2 separate regions of the Homo sapiens genome follow, and region 2 is linked to region 1. Evidence: chromatin loops called from intact Hi-C (ENCODE). Cell type or tissue: HepG2. All regions are shown on one strand.

Region 1 (2,500 bases):
CTGGCACTCTGTAGGCACCCAATAACGTTTGTTAAATGCTTGAAAGAAACAAACTATGGGGTAGGGGGAGATAAAAGAGAGAGAAAGAAGGAGGGAAGAAGAAAAAAGAAAAAAATGGGAGGAAGGAAAGATTCTGAAGTTATTTTAAATAAATGCTCATTTATATATTTATATATGCTGCCTTACAGTAAATTAACAATAAATAAAATTGAGTGCTTACTATGTGACCAGAACTGTGCTAAACTGCATTATACACATTATTTCAAATCTCATGATGACACCATGAAGCAAGAAGCATTATTAACCCCATTTAAAGGTAAGGAAACTGTGGTTAAAGAGATCAAGTCACTTTGCCCATAGTGCCAAAAATAAGTGTGGGGCCAGGATCTGAATGCAGGTCTATCTGATGAGAGTCTGATCTCTTTCTTTCCCTTGACAATTTATCCTCAGGGATCCTGCACACTTTATGTCTCTTCATTTTTTTAAGGGTGAAAACCAATGCAGGTGAGAAATAAAATCCTAACCCTCCCAACCAACTGAATGGACCCCCCTTTTGGCCAAGGAGACCACAAAGAAACTTACAAACTGAGCTCTTGGCCATGACAGGGTGGGAGAGGAGGTCAGACAGGCCTTGCTGTGCCCCCTCCCTCACTAAACACCATTAGACTTTCTTTCCCAGAGTTCAGCTGAAACCAGCCCTTTCAAAAGATTTGCTCCACTGCTGATTTCCACCAACCACCTGATGCTGTGGCTGGACTCCTCGCCATTTTTGTGGTTTTGGCACAGCAACTGACCAGCATTCCTTCCTGATAAGAGACCACTGACCACAGACTGATTCTGGCCAGTCCATGGAGGCTGCACACAGGGACACTTCTGTGTCCTCCGTTTTCCCTTTTGACTTATGGAGCCTAAATTCACTGCATTTAAATGTTAAGTCTCCAACCCAAAGTGAACATGGGACATATGTAACATGCATGTTTGCTTACTATGCATGCACACCCCTTCATGAATATTCACAGTTCTTCCTATAACCTGTTGAATATGTATACTTAGCCAACCTGTTCAGTGTAAATTCCTGTCTTAGCCTTCCTCCTTCCAAGTGCTTGCTTTTGTTTTTTGCTGGAGGCTATGCTTCCCAGCCTGCAGGTGGCGAGCCTGCAGCTGCAACCTTTTATAAGAAATTAAGCTCTCCTTTCCCGATGTATAGATCTCATGACTTTAAGTCAACACAGGTCATGGGCACACAGGTGTAAGCTTTAGCATTAAGCAATCACATGGCTCATAGAGTTCAGCCACCAGAACCCAGGGGTTGCCATTCATAGGTTAGGTAGGCTGAGGCAGAGGCAGGCTGCTCTTTCATGTCAGAAGTGAGGGAATAGCACCCTAAGTAGAAGAGACAGTATTGCAGGTGTTAAGGCAGGAAAGAACATTCCAGAAACTGAAAGGCTCATTATGGTTCCATTGACAGTAATGAGATCAGAAGGAGTCAAGAGACACCATGATAAAGATTTTATCCTGAATGCATCAGGAGGCCCCCGAGGGGTTTTAAGCAGATGAGGGATATGGCACCATTTATGTTTTTAAAAGAATATTCTAGCTACGGTGTGAACATGGACCGGAGCCACTAGGAGGGAACGTGTGCAGATGCCCAGGGAAAACCCCTTGACCAATCACTCAACGAGCCTTCTGACTTAGGCTTGGTGCCAGGGGACAAAATGATTCCTCTGATCGTTTGGGGGAATCAAAATGGTCCCCAAAGGGGACCACCAAGGGACACCAAAATGATTCCAGCTTATCTCCTCTGTCTTCCAAGAATGCTTGGTCTGGAGAAGCAAAAACTAAACAGAGTAGTCATGCTATAATAGGGGCAATGGTGGCAGAAGGACCAGGAGGGGATCACAGGATGCTCCCCTGAGGTAGAAAGGTTTCCTTGACCAGGATCTTCAAGGGTGAATAGGAACTCTACAGGCAAATATGGAGGGAAAGGTACTCCAGGCAGAGGGACAGTGTGGAGAAAAGCACAGAGGCATGGAGCAATGCGCTACACTTAGGAAACCTGATAAGGTTCTGCATGGTGGGAGCACAGGATTGGGTGGGACTCGGGAAAAGGCAGTGGGGAGGAGGGCAGGGGCTAAGGCCCAGTACAGGTCCAGAAAGACCTTGTGCATCATCTTACAGGAACAGTACTTTCCCTCAGTGAATGGGTAGCCATGGAAAATGATTGAGCAGGAAGATTTTGCTTTTTAAATGATACTCAAGGGGAGGACCTAGAAGGGAGAAGCGCTGAGGGTCCAATAGAAGAGAGAAGCATACGCTGTCAATCTCTAACGCAGGTGACCTGGGATCCGCTGCCAGTACAATCCCATCCTGAGCAGCTGCCCCCAGTCCCTGGCTTCTCACAAAGGCCCACACACCTGCTGAGCACGCTCAGCTTGAAACAGCCCTCTCAGTCCCAAGAACCAGAAACCAGAGAAACCCCAGAAGAGGGAGGGTCATGGGA
Region 2 (2,500 bases), 87 kb after region 1:
TGGCTCCATCCTGGCCTCACTTCAGGGTTTCCAACCATTGTGGGTCCACCGCTTTGAGTACGAGGAACACGGGCCTTTCTTCCTCTACAGAAGGTGCTTCTGAACAGCGACGAGGATGGACACTGCACTGGCAGTGCCTACCCTCGACAGGGTGAGCGCACTCCTACACACAGGGGGTGGAGCCGGCGCTTATTCCTGTAGCATTAAACACCCCTCATATGCCCCTCCACAGTGTGTTTCTCTACTTCCTGACTTCATAAGAAACAACTTCACACGTGCAGCGTCTGCCTTAAAATATACATTTCCCAAAACAAAAGCAGGAGTAGGGGGAGGATGAACAAAAAAGGGCATGCATTGTATGTGGATTGCTTAAACATTCACTTGTTCTAAAATTATGCTGCCCCTTATTTTGTGCATTCCCCGCTTTAGGAACTACTTTACGGTTAAACTCTGCTTGGAAGGGGGAGTGCAATGAAGATTAGAGGGTAAATGCTGTTGGGGCATATAAGCAGTTCCCTTTCCATAAATGCCAATAGGAAGTATGCTGTAACAGTGCAAACTCCCACAAAGCATCAGTGTCCATTTCATACTTCATCAACAACCCTGAGGGACTGGAAAGAGCTGGCAAAGCTGTCTGAGCCCTGCTTTAACAGGAGTTTCTTTTAGTTCCAACAGTCATTTATGTCTCAGTACCAGTTCTTACTAAGCCATCACAGCGACTGGCTGCTGAAGCCTAGCATATTACAAGCAAGGCATTTGTATGTGCCTTAAAGGGCAACTCTTCAGAGAACAAGTGCTATACAGATTTCCCATTTTAAAAACTGAAGTAAGACTGATCTTGGGTTATCAGCAGAGAGGTTAGGGATTGAGGCCACAGTCATTCTCTAGACACTTCAAGTAGTAGCTGACCATCTCCCAGCAGACTGGATTCTCCATCAGCCTAGAACACACACGGTTGGAGTCTGGGGTGTGCTGAGGATAGAGGCTGCTGGTTCTGGGGCTGATGATATGGGTCTGTGGGAGGCTGCCCTATGTGGGTCATTCTAACCCCACTGGGGAGCCCAAAGATACACAGAGACCCTCAGTAGCCAGGGAAGCCCTTCCAGGGCCCAGCGAGCTCTCTGGTGTTCCTGCAGGGGGAGTTTGTAATATGAGCACTTTAAATTGGAGATTCTTTAGAACAGCCTCCAATACATTCTCTGTCTTGTCTTTAAAGTTCAAAATCTGAACACTAGTTGGTGCACAAAACAGAGGATAGAACATGGGCTCTGGACTCTGTGGTTTGAAACGCAATTTTGCTACCACCTAACTGTGACTTGAGTTTGTTTGCTTGCCTGCAAAACTGAGTATAAATGCCTACCTCACACAGCTGATTAAAAAACAGCGAAAAATATCTGAATACCAGTATCTAGACTCCTGGGGGTCCTCACAATAGCTAGCTAGTATCTTTAGGTTTCTACCTCTTATGCAGAAGGCCAGAAGTCTCTTACTATAGTCCTTAGCCACACAGGTACTCAAAGGCAGGCATTCTGCATTTAGAGGAGAGCTGGCACCTCCACCATCTCCAGGGAGAAGCCCTCCAGAGCTGCTCACTGGTTCCAGGCTTGCCTCGACAGCCTTGAAAGACCTAAAGTGCCTGACCCTGGATCCAGGTCTGGTGACTAAGAGTATCTGGCTGGCACCAGCAGAAAGAGAGCCACAGAGGGGCATGTGAGGTTCCCATGGTTCAGCACGGATGACTAAGCCTTATGCTGGACTGTCAAGGAATCAGGAGTTGGGGACACTGACCTGAGAGAGAGGGACATCTTTACCTCAGTTTCTGCCCAAACCGCTCTACTGTCAACCCATGATCATTCACTGATGCGCAAGTTGAAGTTTGGTTAGTTCTTAACCTTTGGACCTCTTTGGCAGGGGTGGTAAACCCATAAACCTCTTCTTAGAATAATGTTATTAAATGCATAAAATAAAATGTATGATTACAGAGAAAACCTATCATACAGAAGTATGCTCTATCTACCGATCCCTTAGGGGTAAATAAACCCCATGTCAAAGATCCCTAAAAAAGGCGAGGGTCTTAATGAAGAGGAGGGTTGGGAGGTGGTTCTGGAGGATGGGCGTCTCCAGGCCTTCCTAGGCCTCAATGTTCATTTTTAAATGAAAAATGCCAACTGAAGGCTGAACAATTGTGCAGTCTTTTTCAAACCACTTTATGAATTTTCTCACTTGATCCTCACAAGTATGCCCCAGTAGAAAAAGAGAATCTCCTCATAAAAAAGTGATAGTTACTAAGTATTTGGAACTTATCTTAGCACAGTAGTTCTCAAGCAGGGGGCAACTTTGGCCTGTAGGGGACATTTAACAATGTCTAAAGATATTTGTGGTTGTCATAACAGGGGTGGGAGTGTGTACTACTGGCATCTAGGGGTTAGAGATGAGGGAAGTCGTTAAACATCTTACAATGTGCAGGGAAGCACCTCCCAACACCCAAAGAAAGAATGAC

What was found. A loop is a pair of places that touch in the nucleus more often than their neighbours do. Peaks named below come from ENCODE experiments on the same cell type or tissue, not always from the same donor. Only the 100,000 strongest peaks of a DNase experiment are listed, where the experiment ranks them.
Region 2: a loop joins it to region 1, with 2.3 times the contacts of the local background. A loop is called at or near these places in 1 of 110 quality-filtered maps.

Annotation. Positions count from the first base shown.
Region 1 is chr9:108,776,284-108,778,783 of GRCh38, forward strand. No RefSeq gene overlaps it. Among named protein-coding and RNA genes, the nearest start is that of ACTL7B, 78 kb to the right of the region's middle. RefSeq lists a silencer at 566-860. In HepG2, a CTCF peak has its summit at 1,162 (motif pointing right); DNase peaks (open chromatin) are centred at 788 and 1,188; H3K4me3 peaks cover 396 bases.
Region 2 is chr9:108,863,528-108,866,027 of GRCh38, forward strand. ACTL7A (actin like 7A) reads left to right here. Exons shown (of 1, transcript NM_006687.4): 1 at 1-229. The coding sequence ends at 103. Among named protein-coding and RNA genes, the nearest start is that of ACTL7A, 2.5 kb to the left of the region's middle. In HepG2, a CTCF peak has its summit at 1,207; a DNase peak (open chromatin) is centred at 1,192.